Regions from separate parts of the Mus musculus genome. Here region 1 is linked to region 2. A link is a loop called in an ENCODE intact Hi-C map of the cell type or tissue named here. Cell type or tissue: heart. All regions are shown on one strand. Each heading gives the region's core, and the rest is flanking DNA. Links, peaks and the distances in the headings are about the cores only. Region 1 overlaps 1700105F02Rik (a long non-coding RNA gene). Region 2 has its middle 38 kb from the start of Gm30365.

The links. A loop is a pair of places that touch in the nucleus more often than their neighbours do. Peaks named below come from ENCODE experiments on the same cell type or tissue, not always from the same donor. Only the 100,000 strongest peaks of a DNase experiment are listed, where the experiment ranks them.
Region 1: it touches region 2 in a loop (2.6-fold over the local background); 1 of 42 quality-filtered maps calls a loop at or near these places.

The regions. Positions count from the first base shown.
Region 1 is chr14:76,649,592-76,665,056 of GRCm38, forward strand. All of the region lies in intron 2 of 1700105F02Rik (a long non-coding RNA gene), which reads right to left. Among named protein-coding and RNA genes, the nearest start is that of 1700108F19Rik, 20 kb to the right of the region's middle. In heart, for the core only: a CTCF peak has its summit at 8,720; DNase peaks (open chromatin) are centred at 8,060 and 8,810; H3K27ac peaks cover 2,043 bases.
Region 2 is chr14:76,868,130-76,883,594 of GRCm38, forward strand. No RefSeq gene overlaps it. Among named protein-coding and RNA genes, the nearest start is that of Gm30365, 38 kb to the left of the region's middle. In heart, for the core only: a CTCF peak has its summit at 8,065 (motif pointing left); no DNase peak of the experiment used is centred there; H3K27ac peaks cover 2,352 bases.

The sequences.
Region 1 (15,465 bases), core at 3,934-11,933, 220 kb before region 2:
AATCACCATACCATCTTTAAAGAGCTGATTCTATCATCTCTACCCTCCAGCCTCTCATGAGCTCTTCAGCTGGTGCCAGGACTGCACAGAAGGGACTCTAGTGCTTGGAAAAGCCAGGCTTTTATTGGGTAGCTGAGGAAGATGGAAGGATGGTAAAAGGGAAGATGGCTCCAAGGTTCTGCCTTTTCTGAAAACACACTTGCTGCCATGTTGGGAGTAGAGCCACTCAGTTCTTTTTGTCAAGAAGCCACTGGGAGAAACAAATGTGACCAGGGAGAGTTATTTTCTCTAAGCAGTAGGAAGTGCAGTCATGACAAAAGGAGGTTCTGTATAGCCCTAACTTGGGGAGAATGGTTCTCAGGAGGTCAACAGACTATAGACTCTACTCTGTGGGGTGCATGCACATGCATGTGTGCATGTATGTATGTGTTTCGGTGTATATCAGTTTGGGCAGCTGTTAGATAGTGGCATGTTTAACACTCCTCTGTAAGAACATCAGTGTGTCACTCACAGGGAAGAGGTCACGTGAGAATGACAGGCTCCACCCACAATATCAACTAATTTTGGGTGGCCTTTATCCGTCACAAGAGGCACAGCTTAGCATTTGTAAAGCAGATAAGAGGGGAGCTGGTGAGGAAGAAGCAGGGCCCACCAAAGGGTATGCTGCATGACTGCATGCTGCCATAAGGACCCACACCAATGGCTAAGAATGACCTTAACTCAGCTCTTCTCCACTGGAGCGAGTCAAGCACTGTTTGGCTTCCTAAGGGGCTTTCTTAGTGAAGTCCATTCAAATCTTCCCCTTGTGCAGCTTTGTACCCATGCCTGGAACAGAAGGAGTATGAAATTATACACTGGGGGTGGGGGTGGGGGCAGGAAATAAGTGCCACCAAATCCTAGAGGCAATTTTTCTACAGGCTCAAGCAGGGATTTAGCAAATCTTCAGAACATAGAACCCAAACAATTCAGAGAGAAGCCATTAAATATGCCTAAGTTCATAGCAACTTAACTTATAACAACAAACCACCACACTTGGCTGTCTCCAAGAGTCTTAAGATACTAAGTAAGAAAAAGCATTCATTAGTAAATCATTTTAGAATTGGCCTGTCTTCAGTTATTATGTATATATGTGTGTGTGTGTGTGTGTGTGTGTAAATGTATATATGTGTGTGTGTGTGTCATTCACTTTTCAAATAGGCGATAACACTAAGCACATTCACACCAGTCTACAAGTTGTAAGACTCTTGGAGACAGCCAAGTGTGGTGGTCACCAGAGCAAGGTCTGGGGAAGGTTTGCTGGAAGCAGAGTTAAGTCATCTGTTGACTTTGGGCTTCCTAAGAATCCCTCCATCATGATGCATAGAGGGAAGTTTGCTGTAAAAGTGCCTTCCCCTACGTAGCTAAGACTGGTGGTCTAGGAGCCGCGTGATTTCTGGCAGTGACAGCTTTGTTTCTCCTTCAGAACAAACCACGAGAAATTGGACAGATAGGAGGATGCTACCAGGGTAGGTGGCTGACCTAATTGAAGGTGTCTCAAACCAGGACCCACTAGCTCTCTGCAAAGTGTTGTAATCTTATAGTAGCCTCTCCTTCACAACAAGCAGATGATCAGTTTAGCAGCACTACAAGGCACAATCACAGCACCCACATTTATGATCGTGTTCACACCCAGGAAGGGCTGATGACACCATGAAGCTTGGTAGGAATGGAGGCGGTGCAGCAAATTAAATTGAGGAAAGAAGTGGGAGAATTGAGTCACTTCACGGACAGGGTAGCGTAGGCAAGACACACTCGGAAAAGACAGCATTGTACACAACAGTACGTTCAGAGTCAGCTTCAGCACAAAGACGTACGGAGTTAGTTATTCACTGCATGTGGCTTTGTGAACTTTGAAATGTTTCCATAGAACCTGAGTATGTGTGTCTAATGTCCTTCAAGTTGGACTCGAGCCGTCAGCATGTAGAGGATGTGCCTGCATTTGTGTTGGTATGTTTGTTGAGTTTGTTAAAGATCTCCCTAGATGAGACTGAGGCATGATCGATCTGTAAGTAGACCTGGGGATCTTCAATTCCAACTACAGGTACAAGTGAAATGACTTATTGGGAATGACTGGACTTGCATTGAGGATTTTCCACCTTTGGCTTTCAACGTAGATTCACAGAAATCTGTAAATAGGAATAGTAGTTTCTTGCTTATATTCATGGAGTCATTGTCAGGCCAGCCACGGAGCCTCTTCTCCCACATGCGTCTGACCATCTTCTGCTCTCCACATCCTTGTCCCTTAGGATCAGCTTGTCTCAAGTATAGAAATCAATACCTGTGATATCAGCATAATGCTTAGTTTTATTTTATGCTCAAGTATCGTTCTGCTCAAATGGCATCTCGGTTGGCTTTCTGTTCGTGCGATGAAGTCCATGACCAAAAGCAAGTTGGGGAGGAGGAGGTTTATTTGGTTTACATGTCCTGATCGCTGCGTTATTGAGGACATTCAGGTAAGGAACCTCTAAGTAGGAACTGAAGCAAAGACCATGTAGGGATACTGCTTACTGCCTTTCTCAGCCTGCTTTCTGGTCTACCCCAGGACCACCTGCCCAGGGGTGGCACTACCCACAGTGTGCTGGGCCTTCCCACATCAATTATTAACAAAGAAAAAACCCACAGACCTGCCCGCAGGTCAATCTGTAGAGGTAATTCCTAACTTGAGATTCTTTCTTGCCCAGATATATTTAGGTGTGTGTCCATCAACACAAAGTAACCAGGACAAGATGGTGACACCAGGAATCCCTCAGTCACCCCCTGTTTTCTGTTTTTATCTGTGTCCCCTAGACTTGCTCTGCACATCTGCTCGCTGTCACAGCCATCCTTTTGTCCGCTGTTGCAGTCCTTGCCACACTTGTTGCCATGGAGATCTTGCCTGAGTCAGGGAGGGGGTTCTTTGAACAGGAATTCACTTGCTGAGGAGCAGGCATGTTGAAACCCATGACTGCACAGGTCATAGGCTCTAGGGGGAGAACCACCCACTATTAATCTACTAAATGGATATGTTATTCAACTGACTTGCAGTGACTTACCATTATACCCGGAGATTTTAGTTGCATTTCTTGGCCCTCATCAGAGAAACATTAGCACAGACTCAGCACTGGGTCAAGTTGCAGAGATTAATGGATGACGTCGTGCTTGTCTTTAAATCACATATCACTCTCAATAATATAATAGATAATCTCTGGGTTGTTATCATCTCTTCCTAAGGCTCAGGGATCATTGTGGCAGAGGGGGGAAGAAGCAATATAATAGTCAGAGAGGCAAGGAAACCGGATTTTCCAGACCCTGCAGGCAGTTGCGTCATCTCTCAGCAGTGATAAGGGCGTGCACCTGCCCTGTGTGAGCCAAGGCTGGTGGGAGGTCAGCGTGAAGGCTCACCCCCAGCTGAGAAGCCATTGGCAATTGATAGCTACCAGGCACAAGGGGAGTCCATTTTCTTTAAAGGTGTGGTCTCTGGTAGGTTGACCATACTCTAATGGATGGTCACACATCCAAGAGTATATAGAAGTGCTGATTGGATTTAGTGGTTTTTTGTTTTTTCGGTTTTTTTTTTAGAGATTACAAATTGCATGGGTAGGAAGGGAGGGCGGAACTTGGAGGAATTGGGGGAGAGGGTGAGTTTAACCAGAATAAATTGTATGAAGATTTCAAAATATTATTTTTTTTAAAAAAAAGGAAATGAGTCTAACTTGGGGTAGAAGTTTGGGAGCCCAGACACTTTCTTGGGGAAAGCCATGCATCTTTTCAGGATATGGGAAGCGGGAGCTATTTTCTGGCTCGCCCACTGTGACCTGTGTCATGGAGGCAGGATGCTCTCTTGATACTTGTTCAGTTAGCAGATATCCTCCAAGGGTATCAACTGCTCCAATGTAATAAAAAAAAATAGATGATTTGTCCTCCATGACCTTCTGGTCTCATCAGGAAAGACACGTACATCTACACAGACTGTCCTACACTGGGACAGCGGCGCGGCCTAAGGAAAAGTGAAGAGGAGGCACCCAAAGCTGTCAGAAGGTCAGCCCCAATCAACTCAATCTTCTATGACTTTACACATGAGAGGCTGAGGCAGGAGGGTTTCTGTGAGGTTGAGGCTGCCCTGCGTTACTCATGAGTTCCAGGATAGTCTGGAACTACAGAATGAGACCCGTTCTTTACAAAATACCTAGCTAACTAAAACCCTTACTATGCTTCTCCATAGATCACCACCACCACCACTACCACCAAACAAACAAACAAACACACACACAAACCCTTCTAGCCTAGGAGGTAGGGAATAGAGACATAGTTTAGTCAGCAGTGAAGTGCTTGCTATGCAACTGTGAGGACCACCTTTGTTAAAGCTAGATATGGTGTGTTATTGTAAGCCCAGGGCTATAAGCACTGAAACAGGGGACTCCAGAGGGCACTGGCCAGCTGGCCAAACTGAACCGATGAGGTCCAGGTTCAGTGAAAGACTCTTTAAAAGCGACAGAGGGCAATTGAGGGAAAGACCCAGTGTCAGCCTTTGGCCTATACATGCATCCGTATACATACATACATGTACACACGTGTATGTTTATACAAACATTCATGACACACACATGACTCAAAATATTTTCAGAGGGACTCCATAGGAGGATAATGTGTTTAACCCCAGGGGCCCAACTACATTCTTGATGAATAGTAGGGGGCATTCTCTTCATGCTTTGCTCAGAAGGAAGGAGGAAACCACACTGAGGAAGCCAGTGCCTTCTGCTCTTCTGAGCTAGGTCTGCCCTCAGGGAAGCGGCTTTATTGGGAAATGTAAGTGCGGGGATGGGAATTCTATGAATAAGTAGGAAAAATGCTAAAGAAAAAGAACACTTAGGCAGAGATGAAGACTGTTTCTAGACGTAAGACTGATTTGATGTTTTTTTTTCTTTTTTTGTTTTTTGTTTTTTTAACATGGACTGAATGTGACGCAGTTGTCGAGTGTGATGAAATTCTAAGAGAAGCCTCCAGAAACAAAATGTAAAGACAAACAAACAAGCACCCCAAACACATGGAGTATCCAATGGGACAAGAATGACAGTGCAGCATAGAGAGCCAGTCATGTAGTCTGTGACCAACCACAGCTAGCTTCTGTCACTTAGCTCCGTGTCACTTTAATAGCAGCCACAGAACAGGCAGCAACCTGGTGTCCCTGAACTTCAAAAGGACCGTGAGGTCACAGGAGAGAAAAAGAGAGGGAGAAAACTAATGGAGCATTTGGGAGTGGGGCGTGGGGAGGGGTCTTTGAAAGGCAAAACCAGAAAGATTAATGTTTCATTTGAAGACAGGCTCTTTCTGGGATTGTGGCTTACCCCCTATATATGGCTATTTCCCTCATTCAAAGGGTTTTCTTTTGTTTCTATCAATGGGCAGTTGATAGGGAATCTGATGGCTATAGTTCATGTGCTTCTTGTACATTTCTTGGCCCCTGGGGTTGGTCCTGGGTGTTGCCTGTCTCTTTACAAGTCTGCTCTCTGATAGTAGACATAACACTCTTCTCTAGCTCAGTAGAGTTTTAAGCAACAGAGCCATGCCTGGAACTGTATTCTCTAAGCACTGCCTGCAGGTTCAACCACATGGAAGCCTGTGTTTATTCTCCTGTATTACTGGGCAGCTCCTGGGGTCTGGAAAGGTCTGGTCGCTTTCTTCATGTGTTTTGGTGGAAAGGGCTCAGTGCATGCTTTAGCTAGTGTGAGTAGCCTGGGCCCTTGCCATGCGGCAATCTCAGGGTTTCATAAAACTTGAGCTGATGTCGTGAAGACTGGTAGATGTTTAGGGTGTGAGCTTATAATTACCCCTCCTTTCCTGGATGAAAATTTGATTTGAGATTAATTTCGGAATGGCGTGGTTATTTTGCGTCATTTTAGGCTGCAATGCTAAAATAGAAACTGGATAGGGAATGGTTGACTCACACTGTGATAAACTCCTTGTCACTTAATGCTACGTGACTTTGAGAATAAGATCAATCAATAATTTTGTACAGTACAAGTGCCAGAGAAGTTTCTCCGACTTGTTCTCTCTACTAATGTGTGTCATGATTACACTTTTACAAGATAGGGTATTTTAGGAGTTGGTTGTGCATGACTTGGCTTTCTCAGTCTCTCTCTCCCTCCTCCTTGTACTTATATTACCAAGCAACTCCAAATGGATTTAAGATGTAGCTTGGGGTTGTTTTTCAATGATAGTATAATGTGCTGATGACAACAGGTGACCAGGGATATTCATCTGAGATGGCAGGTGAATGTGAAGAAACTTTGGTGATCACAGACTTTAGTCTGGTGAACACAAGCTTCCACTGAAAGAGGAAGGCCAACTTCTAATCTGAATGGCTATAAGCCAGAGTCTGATCCAGGGGGTGACCACTCACTAATGGTTGGGAGGTCCCAACCATTGCCTATCTTTGGGTGGTAGAAAGAGGTATTACAGTCTAGGGACACTGGTTGGAGCTGAGGATTCAGCTACTTACTAGCTGTGGATTGTCAGGAAACTGATTCCATGTCTTGGATCCTGGTGTGTGTGTGTGTGTGTGTGTGTGTGTGTGTGTGTGTGTGTGTGTGTGTTTCGGAAGATGCTTGCCTAGTATGCAGGAAGCCCTGGGTTCAATCATTAGCACTGCAGAAACTGGGTGTGGCAGTGCATGTCTGTAATCCCACTTGGGAGGTGAAGGCAGGAGTATTGGGAGTTCCAAGTCATCACTGGCTACACAGCGAGTTAGAGGCTAGCCTGGCACACATAGACCCTGGCTCAAAAAAGAAAGAAAGGGAAGAAGACAGCAAGGAAGGAATAGAGGGAGGGAAGGAAAGTGGGAGGAAGGCAGGGAGAGAGAGCAAGAGAGAGACACACAGGGAAAGGAGAGGAGAGGGGAGGGGAGGGGAGGAGAGGAGAGAGAGAGAGAGAGAGAGAGAGAGAGAAAACAAATATGGCAGAATTTACATTATGGAGGTTATTGTGCAGATTAAATGTGCATAAAACACTCAGGCTTGAGAATTTCTGACTGAAAGTTTGTCTCTGCCCTTTGAGAAGACTATGTGTGATGTGACCTGAGGAGGCCTGGCCAGCAGTTTACCTGAAATCTTGCTGCTGCTTCTTCTCTTCCTTCCTTCCCTCCTTCCCTCCTTCCCTCCTTCCCTCCTTCCCTCCTTCCTTCCTTCCTTCCTTCCTTCCTTCCTTCCTTCCTTCCTTCCTTTCCTTTGTTTATTTATGCAATGCCAACAAATGAGCATGTGTGTCGAACCAGGCAGCTTTTGATGAATCAGATTCGGTCCTGCTTTTGCCACTCTGGTGCCAATACATATCACAGTTGCAATCTAGGGTGGGCAAGCACTGCCCTGGGAAGCACACAGTCCTCAGGTAGCATTTGGGATGGAGTAGAAAAAGAAGAGACAAGGCTGACAGAGAAAGCCTGGTAAAGGTGATGTGTTCAGACCGTGGTCTAAGAGGTGGGGGCGGGGGACGCATCACCTGTAGGCATTTTGGCTGGGCTGAAGTGTTGAGAGAGGTGGGATAATTGTGACTTTGAGATATGGTAAGATAACAATCTGCTTGTGCTGGGAGTTTTCTCTTGCCTCCCCAGTGAGGTTCCAAGCCTCAGATGTTGATCCCATAGCCTCTTTGTTCACCAAAAATACACCTCTGTGGCATTCCTCACATTTAGAACTGGAGACTGTGATATCTTCATCCACAGAAACATGATGGATTGTAGCTCAACGTAGTCAGAATGATGCTCTATCTATCTATGCTCTATAACTGCACTCCATTTAACATGTCAAATGTAGAAAAGGGGAACCGGAGCCTTTCTACTGACAATGCAGAGCACCGTGTTGGCAGATCTAGCTGTTTGACTCTGACCCGAGCTTTACGCTGGCTCTGAGTGTGTTTAAATTTGAATTTGAGTGTTTTGCTGGGCGAGGCTGTCTACACTGTGTTTCCATGACACCATCACTCCCTGCTGTTTAATATCTGGCTCCCATCCTCACACTGATTTTACCTACTTGGCCCAGGGAGCTGCTGGCCTTGGGCGGCTTTTTCTAGGCAGCAGAGGTTAGAGATGCAGCCATTGTTTCGAGCTGATTCATCATCAGCCTGATGCTAATTCACAAAGTCAGGCATGGTAATTTGGAGGGGCTTCTCAATTTCCACTAACCAAAGGCTTTTAAGTCCCTCTTCTTCAACCCCCCTCCTCTTCTTTTATCTTGCCCTCTTAACACTTTACTTGGATAACACAATCAAATCAAATTCTATATATAAAAAGCATATGGGATGCGGGAGCCCTCAAAGCACAGGGTTGAGTTAGCCATATAGAGACAGTGTAGCAGGAGGAGATGAGATGGGAGACAGACAAGTAAGGAGGGTCAGTTCTGTTGGGTGGGTTGGAGAACCAGAGAAGAGTGTTTAGGCTGTGCTGGGGATCAAGATGAGACCAGCAGGAATTAGACAAAGGCAGGTGCATTATGGGTGGAGAAAAGGGAAAGCCAAGGCTTAGACACTCGGCCTGCTGCATGTAGACACTCGGCCTGCTGCATGTAGACCCTCACAGGTCTCACAACAGAGCTGCGGTAGGTAGGTAAGCAAGAGAGGGGCTTGAACTATAGATGCTGATGCTGTGGCGCTGCCTTCCCTCCCTACCCCTTCTGCTGGCCTGCAGGGTGGTACTTGAAACTTCCTGGCAGCACGCCAAGTTGAGTCAGGCACCACGTGCTGCCCTAGAGGAAGCATGCAGCATCTTTCAAAGGTTTTTTTGTTTTTTTTTTTTTTTTTTTTTTTTAAAGAAAAGAGTCCCAGGAGAGGAGAGGGGCTGAGTCAGTCCTGGCAGGAAAGTGGAGGACACACACAGACCAAGCCCAAAATAGCTCCTGGGGGCTGAGCAGAAGGAAATTAGATAACTGGTCTGGTCTGCGTGGGCAATGCTTTTGGAAGGCCAGTAAGACGGTGAGAACAGGGCAGTGGTCCCTTCTAGAGGTCAGGAGTGAAGGCTGGCAGGGGATATCTCTGAGCACGTGATTTTTAAAACCTCAGAATACAGAGCATTCTTCAGTGGATGCTAGCCCATAGGTGGATGGCAAGCTTACTAGCCTCGCTACCTGAAATACTCTTCTACATCTTTGGAGGTCACAGACTAGGGGCGGCTTTCTGGTCGGTCTTCCTGAGTGAGGGAAAAAAATCCTGTCATTCTCCTTGTGTCACCTCCCCCTGTCTCTTGGACTGTGGTGTCCTGTTAAGAAAACACGTCAAACTTTATATGCCCCAGAACAGGGGAACGCCAGGGCCAAAAAGGGGGAGTGGGCGGGTAGGGGAGTGGGGGTGGGTGGGTATGGGGGACTTTTGGTATAGCATTGGAAATGTAAATGCGCTAAATACCTAATAAAAAATGGAAAGAAAAAAAAAAAAAGAAAACACGTCAGAAAAGCGTTTCTGTGGTCGTGGTCCCAGACCTTCTGTCTGTCTGGTTTGGGTCCTTACGTGGCAGGCCACCTGTGTAAGAATCCCCAGGGCTGGATACCATGCCAACGTGTCCAGTTGCTCTCTTTCATCACTGTGTTGTTTTTGTGGGAGCCTGATTCAGGAAAATGATGATCCCAGTCATTTACACAACCCCGAGCAGCTTGGCGTTCCCCAGGGCTGCTGCAAGGCAGTCAGGTCTACACTCCTTAAAGCCACAGGAAACAGCCAGTCCACGTTGCGCATGCACTGCAGCAGCTTCTTATAGGTCAAGGAGATTTAGATTTTGAATAAACAGGAGAGGGGGTGTTTCTCAAGCTTCTCAGAAGCGCTCGGACCTCAGGCCTGTCATCTGCTACTAAATTTGGCTTTTTTTCATCTTCCTTGCGCAGGATTCCTTGGCAGCCGTGGCACAGATTCCGGGATAGCTTTAGATAAACAACTTGGTTGCCGAGGACTGTTACCTGTTGTGGTTCCAAAAATCACCAAGGGTTGTAGAGATGACTCAGGACAAATTCAATTAAGGTGTGAAGGACAGAGAAAGTCAGTGGCGTGGCTGAGCCTTCTCGTTCGCCGCTGGTACATTTGTAATTTTCACTGGAAAAACTGCAGAAGGCGAGAGTGTTGTTGTCCTCTGAGCTTTTGCCTGGTGCAGAAATTTACATCTGTGTACTGTAAACTCTATGGACAGCTTCAGTATCCCTTGTGGAAGCCACACAGGATTCCCAGCACCCCCTCCTAGGCAGGTAGAGTGAATCTTTCCAAAGCCCCGGCGCCCTCCTGTATCCAGCGTGAGCTGCGTTCAGCATGGCATTCGTTAAGAAGCTTGCTTTCCTCTCTAGTGCCTGGGCCCCATTACAGACGTGTCTCACCCACTTTTATGTTGGAAAGAAGCTGTGCCCAGCACATAGCAGATATGTATTCAGTGCTAAGCAACATTTCTGTGGGATGATGTTTGGGGCAGGTAAACGACAACAGAGAAGGTACAAGCCTCATAGAAAGACAGACATCGGGTTAGGGTAGGAACGGATCACCCGTTTAAGAATTCACCCAGGCAGGGTTTATGTGACTTTGGGCAAAGCATCAATTTGACCTTTTGTTCCACTGACATGATAACACTGCTTTCTTTCTTGATTTGGGTAGGAGTCAAGGAATACATTAGTTATGAGTACTTTTTCCACTTAGGATGTTTCTGCCCAGAGGCACCATTACTGTAAAGGAGCCACTGTACCCAGGAGCTGGGCAAACCGCTTCCTGTGTGGGTTCTCACATTCTTTCTGGTTGACTTTGAGCAAGGTGACTATTTAGCCTGTTGGGAATGCTCACCTCAAAGGAAACTGTCAGCCCTATTTCTCAGAGCCATTCTGAGGCTCGAAGAGGTAGCACACTTGGATATGGTTTCAAGTTTATTCATGTCTATGAACTTGTGTCCTGATTCTAGTAGACAAGGAGAGAATGGACCTCTTTAGGTACCTTAATGCCTATGTATGCTCTGTGTTGTCCCATTTCATGCTCAGGCCACCAAATCTTGAATATATATATGCATGTTGGAGTGTGGGGTTGACACTAGAGTTGTGTCTTCCACGCTTGCTAAGCAGTAAGTCTGGTGTGTGTGTGTGTGTGTGTGTGTGTGTGTGTGTGTGTGTGTGTGTGTGATTTTCTGCAGTTTCTGTGAGGACGGGATGGAGACATTAAGAAGAACCTCTGCTGAAATCCCACCTTTGGGGGGCAAACAGACATTCTTCTGGTGTATCTGGACCTAGGTTGGGCACAGGGAATTCGTGTCATTCTTAAATTCATGGTAAGGTTTCATAGATAGTCAGTTCAAAGTTAAGTTCTGAGCCATGTACTGAGAGCAATGCTTGTTAAAGGACGGGTAAGAGTTAAGACCTGAAAATCTGAAACTACTGGAGAATTACTAGGAAGTACGCAATTAAGATCTAGGCATAAAGCAGGACTTTCTGAATAGGACCCCCATTGCTATGGAATCAAGGAGTAGCCCAAAGAGAGTGGAATTAAAAGGCCTTTGTACAGCAAAGGGTGTGGACAGTCAAGTAAAGAGGCAGCCCACAGACTGGGGGAGAAGCCTTTGCTCAGTTATCAATCTGATACATGGTTAGTAACCAGAATACACACTAAACTAAACACCAAGAAAACAGAATGCTCAGTCCAAAGTGGGCTACAAAATTTGACTGGAGTTCTCAACAGAAGAACTACAAATGCTTAAAAGGTGTTCAATATCCTCAGCCACCAGGAAAATAAAATGTCAAACCAGTTTGAGATTCTCACTCATCAGAAGGACTACTCTGTTTCTGTTTCTCTCTTCAAGATGCTATGGGCTATGAACTCCCAGGGGAGGAAAGAGAGAACGGCTGTAGGGTGTCTGGTGGAAGCTGAGAGTCAGGGGTAATCTTTTTTTTTTTTTGGGGGGGGGGGTTGTTGTTGGTTTTCTTGAGACAGGGTTTCTCTGTGTAGTCCTGTCTGTCCTGGAACTCACTCTGTAGACCAGGCTGGCCTTGAACTCAGAAATCCGCCTGCCTCTGCCTCCCAAGGGCTGGGATTAAAGGTGTGCGCCACCACCGCCTGGCAGAGGCAGGGGTAATCTTAAGCCTGTAATGCTGGTAGAAATTGGGGGTCCACTTATTACAGTAACCCTTTGTGTGCCTCCTCCTTGCTATACAATGACCTCAAGGGGCCTGATTTTTTTTTTTGGCCACAGTGACAACATCAACAGAAACCAGCCCCGAGGAAATCCTACCCTTGTAGGGTGGTGGTGCATCAGAGGTTCGGTTGGATGCTGATTAACAAAACTTAGACATATTTGTGTAGAACTCCCAGGGAGCCAGAATCCCAGGGAATCAGGGCTCTTGGCTTCAGTGATTGTCAAATTCCTCCACTCAAAGCTCTGCATGGGAGATATCAGCTGCTTGGGCCTTGAGACCCCCTGAGTTCTCAGCATGGCCCTGTAGTCAGGGGGCCCCTGTAGACACTGAAAATTGGAGGTTAAAACCATTGCTTGGAGTTGATTGATGAAAATATATAAATGTGACATTTCTTGGACTTCAAAAGTTTACCCTTTCATTGTTAACAGAATTTATTTAGAAATACAATTTCCAACAGGGGAAGGGGTGGGCTCTGAGGACATTACACTTTCTAGTATCCACCCTATGACTCTAGGGACTTGAAGAGTTGGCACTGCGTGGGACACAAGAGGAAAATTAAAGCCAATTTTTAGAAGTGAGGGTGGTCGGGTGTGAAGGGGGACTGTGATCCCCCTGAGCCAGGCACGGGAAATGTATCTCTTGTGTCTTCCCACTGATAATCCCCCCAAGATCACATAGCTCGTGAGAGGAATGGAAGAGTGAGCTAGTGTTCTTGCATGTAGCCATTCCCTTTTGCCTCACAACCTATGGGCTAGGAGTGGTGCCAGGTGGCAGATGAAGAGTCCTTTGTGCTTATTAATAGGCAAAGTGCTTTTATTTTTATTATATGCATTTTTTTTGTAGAGATAGTCTCATGTGTCCCAAGCAGGTCTCAAACTTACTATAAAGCTAAGGGTTCTCTTGACCTTCTGGTCCTCTGGTCCCCACTTCCCAAGTGCTAGGATTACAGGTATGCATTACTGCTCCCAGCTTAAGGCAGTGGTAGAATCAAACCTGGGGCATTGCCTATGCTAAGCAAGCACTCCTGAAACCGGGCCACACTCTCAGCCCATTTGTTTTTATTTTTAAAGGTGAGTCTGCACGAGTGCTAACGTGAAAGGGGATTTCTGGAAAATCCTCGGCTCATTTCAGCAATACCAAACAAATCTCCTCTTAGCATATTTTGATTAATCTGAATTTTATTTCAACAACAGGCTTTTAGTAACTAGCCAGTATATCACATTCCTCCCGCATTACCCTGTAACTAAAGCAAATAATCTGACCTGGTGGAGGTAAGGGGAAAACAGCGATGGGGTGTGGCGGGGTGGAATGTCAATAATGTACTTTCCATCCGACCAGAGCAGGACATCCAACCAGAGCGTTCTGGCAGGGCGGATGTGACAGAGGATCTGGCCTCACCTGGTTTGCTTCATTTACATGAAATTTGACTAGGGATTTGGAGAGCATTATTACATTGTTGGGCAATTCCTGTGTGGGTATTAGACTGAGCTTAGTGTTTGTTTATAGGTAAATGCCTCACAAAGATCGCCACAGGTGAGGGTTTAGTGGATGCGACCTAATGGCATTAAAATATAGACGTACATGCATACGCACATGGGCTTTAGTGTACGTATTGGGGTTTTCTGGAGCACTGCTGTGGGATTGAAGATCATATTTTGAGTGTGTTCTCAATGCAGGTAGCAGAGGGCTGGCACAGAGACACCGATGCTTTCTGAGTTTTAATATGATACCCAAATGAATGAGTAGGTGAGTAAGTAGATAGATGGGTAGATAGAAGAAATGAAGGAAGAGAGGAAGGGAGGGAGGGAGGGAGGGAGGGAGGGAGGGAGGGAGGGAGGGAAGAGCAGCTGATGGCTGAGGGAACACAAGTCCTGAGACTAACCCATTTCTTCCCAAGGGACCTGCAGCTTGACTGTTTTCTTCAATCAGAATGGCTGCCTTCAGCAAGCAAATTGCTCCATTCAAATCATCAGGTTGGCTGCTGACCACCCTTTCCCTTAGTATACCAACACTACATTGTATTTCTAATCAATATTTTTCTTTGGATTTGGGGTTTCTGATCAACCCTCTGTCTTAGAGTTCCATTGCTTTGAAGAGACACCATGACCATGGCATCTCTGATAAGGGAAAATGTTTCATTGGGACTGGCTTACAGTTTCAGGGGTGCAGTCCATTGTCGTCATGGCAGGAAGCATGGTGGCATGCAGACAGATGGTGCTAGAGAAGGAGCTGAGAGTCCTACATCCAAGTTGGCAGGCAGCAGGAAGTGAACTTGGTTTGAGCTTCTGAGACCCGAAAACCCTTCCTATAGAAAGAACCTCCTCCAACAAAGCCACACCTACCCCAAGGCCACACCTCCTAATAGTGTGTCACTTCCTATAGGCCAATGGGGGCCATTTTCTTTTAAGCCTGCCTTCCTTCCTTCCTTCCTTCCTTCCTTCCTTCCTTCCTTCCTTCCTTCCTTCCTTCCTCCCTCCCTCCCTCCCTCCCTCCCTCCCTCCCTCCCTCCTTTCCTTCCTTCCTTCCTTCTTTCCTTGTATTCATTTGTTTCATCACCTACTCATTCATTTAAGTATCCATCCCTCTCTTCATATATTAATACCTTATATTCCCTGTGACAGGGTCCCCAGGGACCTGATTCTCCCACTCTTACTTGCCTTAGGGACTGGGAACTCTCAGTGGTGCCTTCTTGAAACCTGGAGGGCCTATTCTTACATGGGCCCTTCTTCATTGACCTTGACCTGGATGGTGCTCTCTTGTGGGACACAGAATAGCTACCCTCCCTTTTAAGTTCTGGGTTATATGACAGCTTTGAAGATCAAAATCTGAATGGGAGCTTTTGTGTTAGGAATCCTTGCCCATGACCGTAAACCTGCTCACTTGAGAGGGCTGTCCTGGCCTTAGGAGCCACAGCCTATTTTCTCTGGCCCACTGCTCCTGGGCAATTGGCCTCATGCCTAGAGCCAGCAGACCCAGTGTGTCACTGGGTCAGGCCTCCAAGTCATGGAAGTTTTCCGTTGGGGCTATCCCAGTTGCTCTGGCAGGATTGCAACAGACAAATTCAGGCACCTTCTCAAAACATAAACACCTCATGACTTTTTCCAGGGTCTATGCAGCAAATCTATTTCAAGAACAATTTAGCTTTTGTCTGCCCTTGGCTTAGAACTGTGACATGTTTCTCCTGTGTTCCATCATGACACCCTCCCCAGCTGTCTTGATGGAAGGAGACTCACCACATCCTATAAGTAGTGCTTCCTGTCTCACTGTGGTTCAAGGAGTCAAACGCCCCGAGTTCTCTTATTTTGTCATTGCA
Region 2 (15,465 bases), core at 3,412-11,411:
AAAAGAACACGATTAATAAAGGCATAGGATCACTTTAGGTGTCTTTGAACATGGGACAAGCATGCTAGAGTGAAGTTAGACCTTCCTAAAACAAGTCTTAGAAAAAGCCAAAAGGAAAACTTAGCGATTTGTGCCTCCGAAGGCATCCCTGCTCAAGGAAGGCAACGCAGGGAGAGGCCGTGTTTTCCTATGCAGGTCTGTTCAGGGGTTGTGTGCCATGTTTTGTCAGCTGCTAATAGTGGAAACTCCTGCCAAATATGAATTAATAATAACTCTAGCTCTAAACTTTTCCTGGCTGTCCTTTCAGCAGTAAGCCACAGGGTCTAATAGCATGTGTTCTTCTAAAGCTTACCTTTGTGGAACCCAGTTCAATCTATAAAACTGATCTATAGGTTTAGATAGGTTTCCCCTGACCTGTCATATGTTACTCCAGAAGAGAGATCATTTTCTTTCTTTCTTTTTTTTTTTTTAAAAAAAACCTGAGATTTATTTTTAGAACAGTTATATTTATAAAAACAAAAAGGAAACCTTCTAAAGTCAGTTCACTGAGTTCTCAGAGGCAGGGACCCCACTTCTGAGCCTACATAGCCCATTAGTATTGCTCAGTGAGTGAACCAAGATACAGTATTAATAGTGAAGTTCCTATTTTATTTTGATTTCTTAACTTCCACCTTAATTCCCTGTCCTGTTCCAAGGCCACATCTAGGATCACATGGCACCATCCCCAGCAGTTATGTCCTTGTAGGCTCCTCTTAGTTGTGACAGATTCTGACTGTTACTGCTTGAATGTGGTATGTCCCCACAAGCTCACATGTGAAAGCCTGGTTCCCTGCTGCAGCTGCTTGTGGGATGCTGTGGAAGCCGTGGGATGCAGAACATCACTGCCAGACAGCTTGTGAGGCATAGCCCAGCTTCACTTATGGTTCCGCTCATGCTCTACTTCCTCCTGGGATACAAGCATCCACTGAAAGCTCTTACTGCCACCAACTGACTGCCACCAGCCTCGTTGCTTTCTTGGCCTCAAAAGACCAAATGTACCCTCCAAACCTGTGAGCTGACATAAATTTCTTCTCTACTAACTTGCTCCAGTCAGGGATTTTGTCACGAATGCCCTGAATTTCCTCACCTTGAATAACCTGGACCAACCTGAGGCATTTTGTAGGATGCATCTTCCCTAGATCTATCTGATGTTGTCCTCCTGATTGTCTGTGGATGTGCATGTGGGAGGCAAGGATAGTGCTAAGGAGCCTTTCTCACTGTGCACTTTCAGGGTTCATGCTGCCAACATGGCTTGTCACTGTTGGTAACTCTGATCACTTGTCTGAGGCACTGCTTTCATGAAGGTGGGGTTCTCCGTGGCAAAGGTGTTCTAGGCTCCCATGCTGTGCTCTTCTAAAGGAAGCCATCTGTGTGCAGATAGCAGTGCCACCTGTAAGGGAAGGGGGCACTTTATGTTCAGTTCAGCCAGAAGGTAGAGAGCCCACCAATTATTTAGAACTCTTCTATATGGCCATTTTGCTCCTTCTTTCCTTCCTTTCTCCTCTCCTCTCCTCTCCTCTCCTCTTCCCCCCTCCCCTCCCCTCCCCTCCCCTCCCCTCCCCTCCCCTTCCCTCCCCTTCTCTTTCCTCCCCCTTCCCCTCTCCTCTCCTTCTTCCTTCCTTCTTTCCTTCCGTCCTTCCTTCCTTTATTCCCTTCATCCTTCCTTCTTTTTTCATTAAGACCCACTTACAACTATTTTATCTCTTAGATTGCCATCCAATTCTACTCTATTTTTTGTTCACATTCTTCCCCGCCTTGGGCATCGGATGCTCTTTCATCTGGCTCCCTTGTCCCTTAGTTACTCCTCCCTGTGGTGCTTCATTTTGATTGGCATCCTGGTTGGATTAAGAAACACTAGGCCATTTTAGTAAGGCTTGCCTTCGAATGTGTCTATGACACGTTTGAGGATTAACTGAAGGGAAGACTCTTAGTGAACTTAGACAACAGCATCCTTTAAGCTGGGACCCTGTAGTGAACAAAGGAGAGAAAGGAGAAAGCCCACTGAGCAGCAGCATTTTTGTTTCTCCACTTCCTGATCTGCTTAAATGTGAGGAAGCAGCTTCCTGAGGCCATAGACAGGGGGTAGGCCAGTGGCTTTGCCTTCTCCATCACAATGGCACATGTTCTCTGGACCATGGGCCCAACATACTCTCATCCTTTAAGTTGTTCTGCCACATGTCCTGGCCTAATGATGAGTGAATTTCTGTCTTTTATGTGAGGCCATTTCCATACATTTTTGTAACATAAGCTACTGCAGAGGGTATGGAAGAAGCTCGGTGGGAAGACCACTTGCTGTTTAAATAAGAGAGTCTGAGTCCAGATCCCTAGAACCCCCACTAACGATGCTGTCTGTGGGGCCAGTGAGGTGGCTCAGTAGGCCAAAGCATTTGCCACCAAGCCAGGTGACTGACCTCAGTTCAGTCCCTGGATCCTACATAGTAAAGGGAAAGAGCCAACTCCAGCAAGTCATCCTGACTGCCACAACCGTACCCTGGTCTATATGCATCCAACACATACATGTGTGATAGGTACATGTGAAACTAAAAGGCTGGGAATGGCCATGTGTACCTGTAACACCATACTAGAGTGAGGGGCAGGGATTGAGACAGGCAGGTCTCAGGGTATCTCTGGCTAGTCAGCCTAGTCCAAAGGAGGAAGTTCAATGAAGACCCTGTCTCAAAATAATAAGGAAAATAATTAGTATTAGTATTTTGCCTCTACATATGCACACAGATCCATTCAAACCTCTCTCTCTCTCTCTCTCTCTCTCTCTCTCTGTGTGTGTGTGTGTGTGTGTATGTGTCTGTACACAAGTGCGTGCATGTGCGTAATACAAACACCACAACACTACACACCACACACACACACACACACACACACACACACAAAGATTTTGAAAGATCATTTGAATAATTCCTACCTCAGTCTTAGAAGCAGCCATTTCTCTAGGAGCCCATGTTCCTTCTTCTGTGGAAGGACAGTAACAGATCCACAGTCTGTGTATCAGGTTTGCTTGGTGCTAGGTTGTCAGTGCTTCTGGACTCTCTTTAGCTGTCAGAGCAAGACAATATGCATGAGTGTGCCCACCCATACTTACACATAGCTGTTAATTCTTCGATACATACCCATATCATTTATATTAAGCCAAGCAGGAAAGAACTCTCATTTTTCCAATCCTAATTTATTATGCTGTCAATTATTTTAGACTCCTCCCCTTACCTAGATTTTTGTTTCAACAACGATAAACCTGCCTTTTGCCATCTGTCATCAACTTAACTCATGGCTCAAGTCTAATATGCATATATAGTGACTTCAGAACCAGTTACCCTCCTGGGAAACAGGCATACCTAGTCAAGTACTTTAAAAACATTTCCTTACCCTCTTCGTATGCGCTCTGTCCACTTCCTACATCACCATGAATGGCAACCCCGTGTTTTACATATCTTCCTCTCATAGATTATATTCCTCTGTTATAGCTTCTCCTCCTTCACAAGTTTTTTTTCAAGTTTGCATTAAAGCAAACTGTATTCTTCCTGCTATTCAAATGGTTTGATGAGTTTCACCAAGAGAATAGCTCTCTCTATCCATGATTTCAGATGACTTTATGTCATTAACCTAATGAGAGACCGTACCCACACAGAAGCTGACATAAACACTGTCTCTCATTCTTCTGTAGGTACCTACAGAACTGGAATTGCTGGCCCAGGTTAAACTCATTCACAGTTGTTGATAACTGACTCTAGGCTGCCACATAAAGAGTATCTTTTACATTGTTGGAAAGATCAAATAGAAAATAGAAGAGTTCTGAGAAGAGAATCGGATTGTTTGCTGTTAATGTGTAGGTATCTGTGTATAGTGGGGGGTTATTAATGATAGTGGTGGCAGTTGCCTATTTTTCCCTAACTGGGTCTTTTGAAATAATCCAAGGATTCTTGCCTGTTCAGGCCAAGAAGCAACATCTCCTTTGGGCATGGATTAGCACCTATCACCTATCATTTTTCAACAGTTTCCAGGAAGGGAGTTTAAACTGATGATAAAATCTAGAAAGAACTGGAGTTAGATGGGAAAAAAAGTCCTTGTGTAGGTAGCTAGAAGAGGAATTGCCCAAATGAGGATTAGTCTACCTGTCTATCCATCCACACATATACATGGTTACTTCTATGTATCTGTTCATATGGATGGAGCTTTCTTGCTCTGGGCCAAATGACAATTTGTTCTTCAGACTAAAGCTCGTCATCACTCAGCAATGATCCCATCAAGACTCCAGACTCTGTTGCATCAGTAAAGAGTTTAAGAGCTATGTTGGCCTGGGCAGGAGAGACAGAAACACACAAAAAGAAAGGGGAGAACTGAACTTTAAACTTCACAATCGTGAGGGGCTGGGTGATTTGTAAATGTCACAAGCGCCACAGTGTCTTTTCATTCTAATGCTTTCCCGGAGATGCCACCCTCCTTTGAGTCTTCAAAGGGATTTAATTTTGATCTTTTAGAAATGTTCTTTTCTTCTGAAAAGAAAAATTTGTCATGGCAACAGAAGCAAATGTAAAATTGTGTGGGCATTCACAGTTCTCCAGACTAGTTAGAATTCTCAAGCTCTGTTCTTGCTTTCCGTGCTGGTGCCGAGGAGACCAGAGGGCAAGGGCAAGAATGGAGGAATATCTAGAATACCCTCAATCGGTATTTCGGCAGGTCTGTACCTCATGGAGAAGGAGTAAGAGTAACACACACACATCTATCTGGCATAATGTATGATATCTATATACATGTACATATACATACTCATCTACACGTGTTGTATATCTACGTTCATACATACAATTTTTTTTTATTGGAGAAATCTTAGAAGTTAGATTTGAATCATCTAAATGGAGGCTTGTTCTCCCCTTCTACTATGGTTTGGATGTGGTTTGTTTCTATCACAATTCCAGTTTAACCGTGGATGTTACAAGGTTGGCGATGGTGGCAGAATGAAAGGTAACTAGGTGGTGAAGCCAGTGTCCAAAATCCAAACCAGTGCTGGCAAAATGCCCACGCCTTGGCAGTGGCAAACCTTCCATTCATAACAGTCTGTGACTACAGTGTGAGCAGAGTCAGGAAGAGAACTACCCGGAACTACCCATTGCGAATGTTCTAGACTTACGAGTCAAAAGTTAGCATCTTTACTTCATGTTGTATGCAGCCTTAGTATCTCATCATAACAACAGGAATTGGACTACTACTGAAGAAATAATATTTATTAAGGACCCTCAATTTTTTCCCCTTTATTGCCCCCTCTCCCTTCCAGTGGCCCTGGCCTTCTGCATGGATAGTTCAGCTCCTAGCCATCCTGAGTGGTTCAACTGGACTGGGAGTACAGGGACAGAGATGACATTTCTCCAAAGCAGTTGCCTCCTCTCTTCCCCACTTTAGGTCCATGTTCATAGTTGTGCAAAATGTATTAGCTTTTACTCTAATTTCCCAAACTCAACTGGAAAATATGATTATAAATGTCTTTCCCTTTCTTGAGACTATCTACAGTGCTATCTGAGAAAGTCAGAAGTTAAACTGACCTCCTCAGGGGAGCAAAGACCTCTGAATTCCCCGTAGAGTAACAAAATGTATTAAACGGGGGATGGTTCAGGCCAGCATCCTAATTTTGCAGATGAGAAAACTGAACCCCAGAGCAGCTGGGAGGCTCTCAGTCTCACAGCTGGCTGCGGCCCAGCTGGGGCATGAATTTGTTTCCTTGGTTTCCTGACATTCTTTCTCCTCAGCTATACTTCCTCCTTGAAGAAGTGATGAGAGTCTCTGATACTTTTAAGTCTGTTGTTGGCATTTCTTTGGGAACCATGCAATGGTAGGTGTTAGGCGGTGGACATACATATAACCACTCGTTATTTATTTAACCTCACACCCATTGTAGACAGCAGAGAACCGAAGGACTGAGTAATGACATCCACAACCGCAACACCCACAACTACAACAGCACTGATGGGGCTGTGCTTCGCAATACAGCTCTCAATACAGGCAGGTATCTGAGGGACAAATGGGAGTCGCAGGAAAAGGAGCTCTGGTTCCTTCCCTCAGTTGGCATGGCAGCTCACGTCAAGTACAGTGGCGTTGTATCTGCCTATCGCCCAAGTTCCCCTACTAAAAAAATGCAAACAGTCAAACCAAGACAAAGAAAATGATTCAATAATGATGGCTGCTTGTCCCATGCTGATCAGTCAAACTGAGAAACAAATCAATTCAGGTCTGGCAGAAGTCCCCGAATGCTGCCGCTTTTCTTGTTATTTTGTTTTGTTTCTTGTTTTTTTGTTTGTTTTTGTTTTTGTTTTTGTTTTTTGTTTTTTTGGTTTTTTGTCTAGTCTTTTTAAACTTTGAATTTCTTCTGTGGCTCTTCATTCCTGCCCAGGGAAGCTGCTTGAATCTTGTTATCCCCATATCCTTTTTCAAGTTCTCCCAGTATTATTTAGTGCATAGGACTGAACACAAGGGACGGCTCCATAATTCCTTCCACAGTCAGCTCCAACCTTTCTTTCTACAGATGCTTCGTTCAGACAGCCTCGTCCAGGAATCAGGTCAGAGCCGTACCAGAGCTTGGCTGCTTCTCTGGAAATGCGGAGTGAACCACAGGATTTTTAGCAGAGCCTGTTTCAGCCAGTGATTGGAAATGATGAAGTGCTTTCAAGATCAGCATCTCAGATCACTCGTTTATGGTTGGCCTAGAAATGAATCATTTATTTTAGGTCTGGGCCTTAAGGGGAAAAAAAAAAAGCAAAATCAAAGCTTGGATGCTTTGTTTTCATGGTTCTCCTTATATCAGGCAAGGAGAAGAGGGAGGGCACTGTGGGCTTTAGTGGGAACGGCAACACAGCACTATTTCCCTTCCTTTGTTGGTAACATTTTCCTAGCTGCATCCACTTCCATTTTATGACTCAATTTACTGTGTTTAAAATTACACCACATTCTTCCTGCTATGCTTAGGTCAACTATACGTACTGTGTATACAGTGGGAAATTCTTCCTCACAGTGCTGGAGAGTGCTATGGCCTTTGTATTTGTGTCCTTGTTGCCATGGTGACCAGAAAAGGTTAAAGCCAGGGCCTTAGAGAGTAGAGTGGCTAAGCAAATAGCTATGACTCGGTGTGCACCTCAAGATGAGGATTAAAATGTCCTACAACCGCTGTCATAAAATTCACTTTCCATTTCTCTCGTGTGGGTTATTGCCTGATATACATATTCTCAAAACCATCTCACTCCACTTGGCCCTTCCTCTGTAAGGTACAGCTTCATGGCCATGTCTCTCTGACGATAACCTCTGCAAATCCAGGAGCAAAGCTTTATATCCACATGTGAAGAAGACACACCGATGAGAATATCAACAAGCCAGCCTATCTTCTTTGTGCCCTCCACTTTAAATCCATTTAGATGAGAATAATAAAGCATCACCCCTGTTTGTTTAAGAGGTTGCTAAATAAACTTGGGCAATGCTTAATAACACGGACTGTGTTAAACATTTACCAGCTGTGAGCACACAGACTCGCCTTTATGTTGGGCAATGATCCCCAGAGCCCCAACTCAATATTTCTTTATATACTTTAGCTGCCCTTGAGTTGAACTTAAAGGGCTTGTTTCAAAATTAACTTTGCATATAGGTAGAGAATGTCACACTTGCCAGGCCCAGGGCTGTCACAGCATGAAGAAAAGAGACCATTTTCTATTTCTAGTTTCAGGTTCAAAAGTAGGCTCGGGAAAGAACCTTCATTAAGTACTTTCCTGTCCCCTCTGCCCATTGCACAAGAGTAACAGTATATCCAGGCCCTTCAATTCATTGTTGAACTTTTAACTTACTTAGTACCTAAGTTTTCCACCATCTTGGTTTTTTTGCAATATATTTTCATGCTGCCAATATAATGGACATTAAGTCATAGGTTTACATTTAGGTGCTTATTTCCTGCTTTTAATGTAACTTCATACTTACTACATTAGCAAATCAAAAATATTTTAGCTTCTATCCTGGCCCCTGTTCTGCCATCTGGTGGACAAATGAGGAAGGGATGGGGATTAAATAATAGACACGTAGTTTTTCCTTTATGGGACCTGTAAGTGCGTCTATCAGCAAGTGTTTAGGGGGTGTTATTCATCAAACGGTGCCCAGGAAGGCACACAATCAAATGTCCTACTCTAGGGAATAACCGGTCCATTCGGTTCCTAGGAAGACTATGACCGGTTATGGAATCGACAGCCTCTTGTCTGGGTTAACAGAACAGTCAGTAAAATGCTTGCCTTACAAAGAGGGCCCTGACTTTAATACCTAAAACCCGTTAAAAAAAATAGCTCAGCATAGTGGCTTAGATGCCTACTAGTGTGGGGGAAGAGAGACAAGTGGCTCCCAGAGGCTCGATGATCAGCCAACCTAGCATGCTTGGTGCCTTCTAGGCCAGGAAGGCACCCTATATCAAAAACAAAACAAAACAAAACAAAACAAATAAAACCCCTTGTATTATGTAAAGGTGGATGGCACCTGGGTAGCAGACTCTCCAGACTGCCCTCTGGCTCCCCCATATAACCCTGCACACATTCAGTCTTCATACACCTTAACACCAACACACACAAACACAGAAAATCAAGGGAGAAAAGGGTTCCAACATTAGAGCTACAAAAAGGGTGACTTTCACTCACTTTAGTAGGGGGTCTAATGACATTGCACCCCTGACTACAGATGCTTTTCTAAGTAATATGGGGGTGGGTGGGAAGGAAAGACAAGAACAAGGGGAGAGAATATTTTGCATTAAGAGGAGAAAAAAATTGAGCACATTAGTATTCCTTAAACTACTGTAAAGTCAATCTCTCTCTCTCTCTCTCTCTCTCTCTCTCTCTCTCTCTCTCTCTCTCTCTCTCTCTCTCCCCCTCTCGCCCCCCTCTCATTAGATTTAGGACCTTGGACATGTTCAGTGAGCATTCTACAATTCTGAAGGATCTCTTTATGAGAAAATTATCCCTGTGCACACCCACCTTTTTATCAAATTTATTATTGTGTGATATGTAATATCCAACCTGTTACCAGTTTGGGGAAAGGGTTAGCCCTTCTCAAGTGAGCTTGAGTAAGCTTGGTGAAATGTCCCATGGGTAACCAAACCTGAATTCCCATCTCCTTCCCAAACTCATAAAGCAGAGACAGCTAGTTCATGCAGGCAACCTCATGGCTGCTAACTATCCCGTATATTCTGTGAGTATTGTGTATGCAGCATGAGTTTGGCTGAAAACACTACAGGGCAAAGGACATGCTGTTTGTGTTAAGAATAACTCGGAGCTCTTGGTTTGGTCCACTGCCATATGCCCTTTGATTTTACAGAGACATTGAAATTTGATGAAGGTACATCGTCAAATTCCAGAATCATTACTCATGGATAGTAAAAAAAAAAAAGTGGTGATATAGCTGCTACACTTCAATGGGGCCCCGGAAATTCCATCCCTGCTTCCTGACTCCTTCACTTAGCATCCTCTTGGCCATAGCTCAAGTGCACATTCGGTCAGAAATAACCTAGGCTTAAAGAGGGGGTGTGAACTCCATGTTTAACATTGCTGATTATAATAATCAATGGGATATTTTGACTACCTTGATATGGGATGCTTTTCTAAACAACATGAAAATTTCTGTTGGTCAAAAATAGACTTTAAAATTATAGCCTCTATGCTTTGTAGTGGTTTCTCTACAGCATTTCCCTCACCCCCATGCCCTCCCCCAGATTCTCAGCCACATGGCAATATGAAAAGCCAATGCATTTTCTTAGTTGACTCCAAAAAAAAAAAAAAAAAAAAAACAAAAAACAAAAAACCAAAAAAAAAACCAAAAAAATTGTGTTGTTTAGTTTCTTGTTTCTTGTTTTTTCTTTGTTGTTGTTGTTGTTGTTGAGTGTCCACAAGGGATCTCAAGCAGTATTTGGCCCATAAGTGATATGCTTTGATCTTTAATTAGAGTGGCCTGAAGCCACTAGGCATTTCTCAATATTGGATAAACTTTTGTTTTATTGAAGTTGATAAGATAGTAATTAAAATATTCCTAAATAATAAAGCATAACACTTGAGAGATGAAGAATTACAAATGAGTGAAAGCCAAACACAGGCACTGAGAGATAGGAACCCAAACAATAGCTTATCCTGTCCCTGTTTCCAGTTTTAATAAATAAAACATCAAAATCATTCCTTAGAAATCTGCTCAGCAACAAGATGGGACTGTGGGTCACAGCTGGTGACATAGGGTGTTTGACCTTTAGTGCCAGGGCCCAGTGATTATGCTGGTGATAGACACGGGACTAACAAAAGGTTGGGCAGCATGAACGCAAGCAGAAAATAATGTGCACATTTATTGAGCCAAATTTACCAGCTCTAAGAATGAATGAGTATCTGTATCTATAGATATAGATACATACACACATATACACATCCCCTGGGTAAGCAGTGATTTCATTTGAAAGATGTAGTAGTTTGGGGTAATCAATAGAGGGGGTTATAATGTGTTATAGTTTAAAATACCTCTGAAATTTTAGGGGTACATTATGCAGACTTATGAATGTAGAATGATTAATCTTGATTGCAAACATAAAGGATTTTAAAATGAGGAGTGAGACAAACCTCTGAGCATGCTTATGAAGGCATTTCTGGTTTAACTGAGTTAGAAAGACTCAGCTGGAATGGAGACGTGCACCATTTCACTAGCACTGGGCTGGGCTGTTGATAAAGGGGAAAGCCAGTTGGGTACCAGTCTGCATCATTCTCAGCTTCCTAGCTGCAGATACAACATAACCAGCCACTTAAATCCCCAGCCCCTTGACCCTGGGTATCTTTAGACCATAATTTACAATAAAACCTTCCTTCTCTAAGGTTCCTCTGTTAGATATTTTGTCACAGCAATGGGAAGAGAAAACCTTCGCATGAATCCAGAACTAATTAGCAACCAACCTTATATCCAGTGATGGCTTTACTAATTGAAGTATTGCTTCCTCTGTTGGTCACTTTATATTATTCAAGCCATAGACACATTTGTAAGTAACCAGTGAGAAGAGCGGGGGCTAGGACCCAGCCACTTTCACCAGCAAATGTCTATTGGAGGCTTACTTCATTTCAGACACTGATTTGGGGGATAAATGATGGGCAAACAGACCTCTGTCACATGGAGCTATCAGATCAAGGAGGGAACAAAAGACATACACATTATTGATGATTTTTCACACTAAGTAGTACTTTAAAAGAACAAAACCCCACATTCATGAGTCACATTGCAAAAGGCTATTATTGTCATCTTTAGATTGGGAAGCAGGGAGATGAAAGAAATATACAAATGTCTTATTTGGATACAGGAAAGGTTTTAGAAAGGGTGACTATGTTCTTAAAGGGTCTGATAACTCAAATTAAGGCCAGTGGGGCAAGGGGTAGGGGGGCATAGGGGGAATTCAACATGCCACAGGATAGCTGATACAAATAAAATTGAGACTACTGTAGGAAAAAAGATTTTTACTAATCAACTGAGCAAAGCAGAAAGAGTTTGGCCAAGGGAAATGTGATGGTCAATTGTCAACTTAACCCAAATGTATGATCAATCAGATCAGGGAGGCCTGTGGGCTGTCTGTCTGTGGGAGAATTACCTTGATTACAATTTCAATGATGTAGGAAGACCCAGACCTCTGTGGGCAGCACCACTCCCTAGGAAGGACTTCATTCGTCTATAGTCAAGACCAGAGAGAGCTGAGTTCTACTAGGCTTTTACACACTCATTCCCCTCTGGTCTTGACTGAGGGTGTGATGTGACTAGCTGCTTCAAGTTCCTGCCTTTTTGACTTCCTCAGAATTACAAGTTAACATCAGCTTCTTCTCCTCTAAGTTGTTGATGGTTTTGTTTGTTTGTTTTTTGTTTAAAACAAAAAACAGGGCATTTTATCTCAACAACAGAAATAAAGCTACGAAACAGCTGGTAAGTCCAACCTCTGCAACCCCAGTTGGCCTAGAGTCTATTGACTCTTCTTGCTCAACCGATGGAGCTGGAGTAGACCTTCAGGAACATTCAAACTCTGAATACATATCATATTTTCATTCTAGACAGCATATCGTACCATCAAGCACTTAATAAATGTTCAATAGAGGAATTAGAGTATCAGATAAGTCAGAGACGACACAGAGCATGACTGTCCTTAAGATGCTTTCTGCATGTTGTATGTGTTTCAGGAAGTGAATTATAGGAAATATTAATTGTTGCTTGAGAATCCCAACTGGATATTCCATTACTGACTTAAAGTCAATAATTTTTAAATAGTATGTTGAATATGGTGGTACACGCTTGTGATCCCAACATTCAAGGGCTGAGTGGGAATTACAGTTGGGAGCCTGTCTGAATGGCTAGTACATTCTATATGAATGAATCCCAGATCAGCCTTGACTATGGACTAAGGCTTTTCTCAAATATCACACTCCATTTTTCTTTTAATGTGTTGGGGGTAGGGAGGGGTGGGTGCTAGTCTGATGTGCACCACATGCAAACAGTGTCCTCAGAGGTCAGAAGATGCTGGTGGCTCCTCTACAAGTGGAGGGAAATGCAGTAGTAGATACTGAGAACAGAACCCAGGTCCTCTATAAGAGTAGCAAGCACTTTTAACCCTTGAGCCGTCTCTCCAGCTCCCCACCACCACCCCAGAATATTTTTTGAAACACTCTCCAAACATATTCAACATCTTCTCAAGTGGAATCATTGCTGTATTAAATCAGGTGCCTGGGCATCAGTAAAGCTGAAATTCCTCACCCACACCATTGCATCTTTCTGTCTGATTCCTGAGTAGTTTTTTCTGCATCCTCTCCTGACTCAGCTCAGGCTTCCGTCAGAATTTCTGGTTTATGAGTCAGGAAGCCCAGCACAAGTCAAAAGCTAACTCATACTTGCCAGGCAGAAGGGATGCGAAACCTTCTGGTGCATGGCTTCAAACAGCGGGTTCTGTGCTTTACAAGGCAATGGCCCAAGCAGCATTAGTAAAGCTTTGTTCCCTACCTCTCCTTTTCCTCTGTGCATTGGCTTAGTAATCAGACAGCCCTCTCCACTTAGAAAGGAAGGTTGCCTCCGAAAATTGAAAAGCAAAACCTTCCATTTTTGAAAAAAAAAAATCTGGATTTATCTGACTGTCTCTGAATTTCATCAGAGAAACATGGTGCTGACTGCATAGATGCTCATCTGGACCTATCACACGAGAACCAGGAGTAGGGAACTATATGGTATGGGTTGAGATCATATGTCCATTCTTGTATGGATGGATGGGCCTGGCACTAGAAGATTGATTCCTTTTCAAGAAACACACACACAATGTACACACATACACACACACATATATACAATACACACAAACACACATATACACACACACACATATACCCAGACATACACATATACACATAGAGACACACATGTATATAGACATACACATATACACACACAAACACACATATACACACACACACATATACCCAGACATACACATATACACATAGAGACACACATGTATATAGACATACACATATACACACACAAACACATATGCACACACACACACAAACACACATACACACATATACATACACAGAGACACACACAGACACAGACATATACACACACATATATATACACACACATGTACACAGACACACACATACACACAGAGAGACACACATGTACATAGACACACACATATACACACACAGACACATATGCACACACATACACACAAACACACATACACACACATATACATACACAGAGACACACACAGAGAAATACACAGAGACACAGGAGTACACACATGTACATGCATATGCTGGACATAAACCTATAGGTAGTCTCTATGGTCAGACTCCCTCTGTGACTCTAATGGCCCCGCATCTCCTGTTGTCTCTGTTCATGGTCTTACCCGTAAGGATAGTAATTTTCTTAAATATCAACCACCATTTCCTTTCCCCACTTAAGAGCCTTAGGTATCTCTCATTGGCCCTCAAAACAAAACAAAAAATTCACTCTGGCCCCAGCCTTCCTCTCTTGTCTTCTCACAAGATAGCTAGAGAAAACTCCAGCTAGTCTGCATTGCAGCCTTCTAAACATACAAGATCATGCTTCCAAACTGTATCACATTGTCTCTTTCTCCCTCTCTCCCTCTCTCCCTCTCTCCCTCTCTCCCTCCCACCATGTTACTAATTCCCTCAAAGTCTAATCTCTCTTCTCTAGACAGCCTTGCTGGTATCCTTTAAGGAAGATGTCTCAAACCCCAGCTTATACACGTCTACCTGATCTCATCTGGCTCCTAGAGAAGAGGGACAAAGCCTTACTCAACCGTACTCTCTGTGTTTTTAGTAATGGCCTACAGATAGTGAATGCTTTTTAAACTATCTCAAGAGGGGCTGAAAAGAAGAAATGAAGAAGAAAAGTATATTCTAAGTGAATGTTCTAGTTCCTCCGTCCCTGGTTTGCTCCCTAAATCAACTTGTGCTTCATGGTAAGAATTCCAGGCTTCACCACGGCTGAAAGAGTCATGCAAGGAACACAGGAAGAGGGGACCAAAGGTCACCTTCTTTGGTATGATCTCCCCATGCCAGGGAGAGCTGGCTAGCAGGTGTGTTTGAAGCACTGGGCATAGTGATGTGCTGTGGCTGCCAGGCTCTGGCGTCTTTCCAACTGGGCAATCATGTGGAGCAAAGCAAGTGAATAGGGAACTTGGAAAGGTGACCTGATTCTCTGCCTCGGGCACTTGCAGTCTAGGTCTGAGTATGTTTTAATTAGACCTGGACACAGGAGCCCTCAGTCAGACACAACTGAAGTCCCCAGTGGACTGTTGTGGCCGCTGTTAAGATTTGTCTGAGCCTCTGGTTATCTTGAGAGCCTGACATCACACTGATCATTAAGCAAAGAGCCAAGGAGCAGCTGGACGTTACCATGGCAACCTGCTTGAGTTGCTGCTGGAGCTCGGGTAACAAGAGCATTTTATCATGGGTCATTAAGGGCGAAAGGCTTCATTTACATTATTTCCTGTAAAAATCCTATTATTTCAGGTGTTACACTCCATATCCCCTACATGGCTTTACTAGAAAAAGAAAGAAAGGAAAGGAAAAGAAAACCAGAGATGGGCATTCTTTGACGAAGCAACCGTGTAACAGGCTTTAGGTAAATGGAGCCACATAGTGTTCTGTAGATGAGAAAAGTATTTTGCCACAGGGGGATGGGGTAAAAAGGTGCCCAGTGTTCTCTGAAGGCAGAGAATGCTTGCTCTATAAAGTGAATCTGGTTTTTTTTATTATTTTTTTCACTGTTCATTCCCCTTGGCTGAGTCATACCTTTTGGCTGATACTGATAAGACCTCTCAGGCTCTTTAATCTGCTGAATAAGTGTGACAAGTCTGGCCCTCCTGCTAGCCTCCCC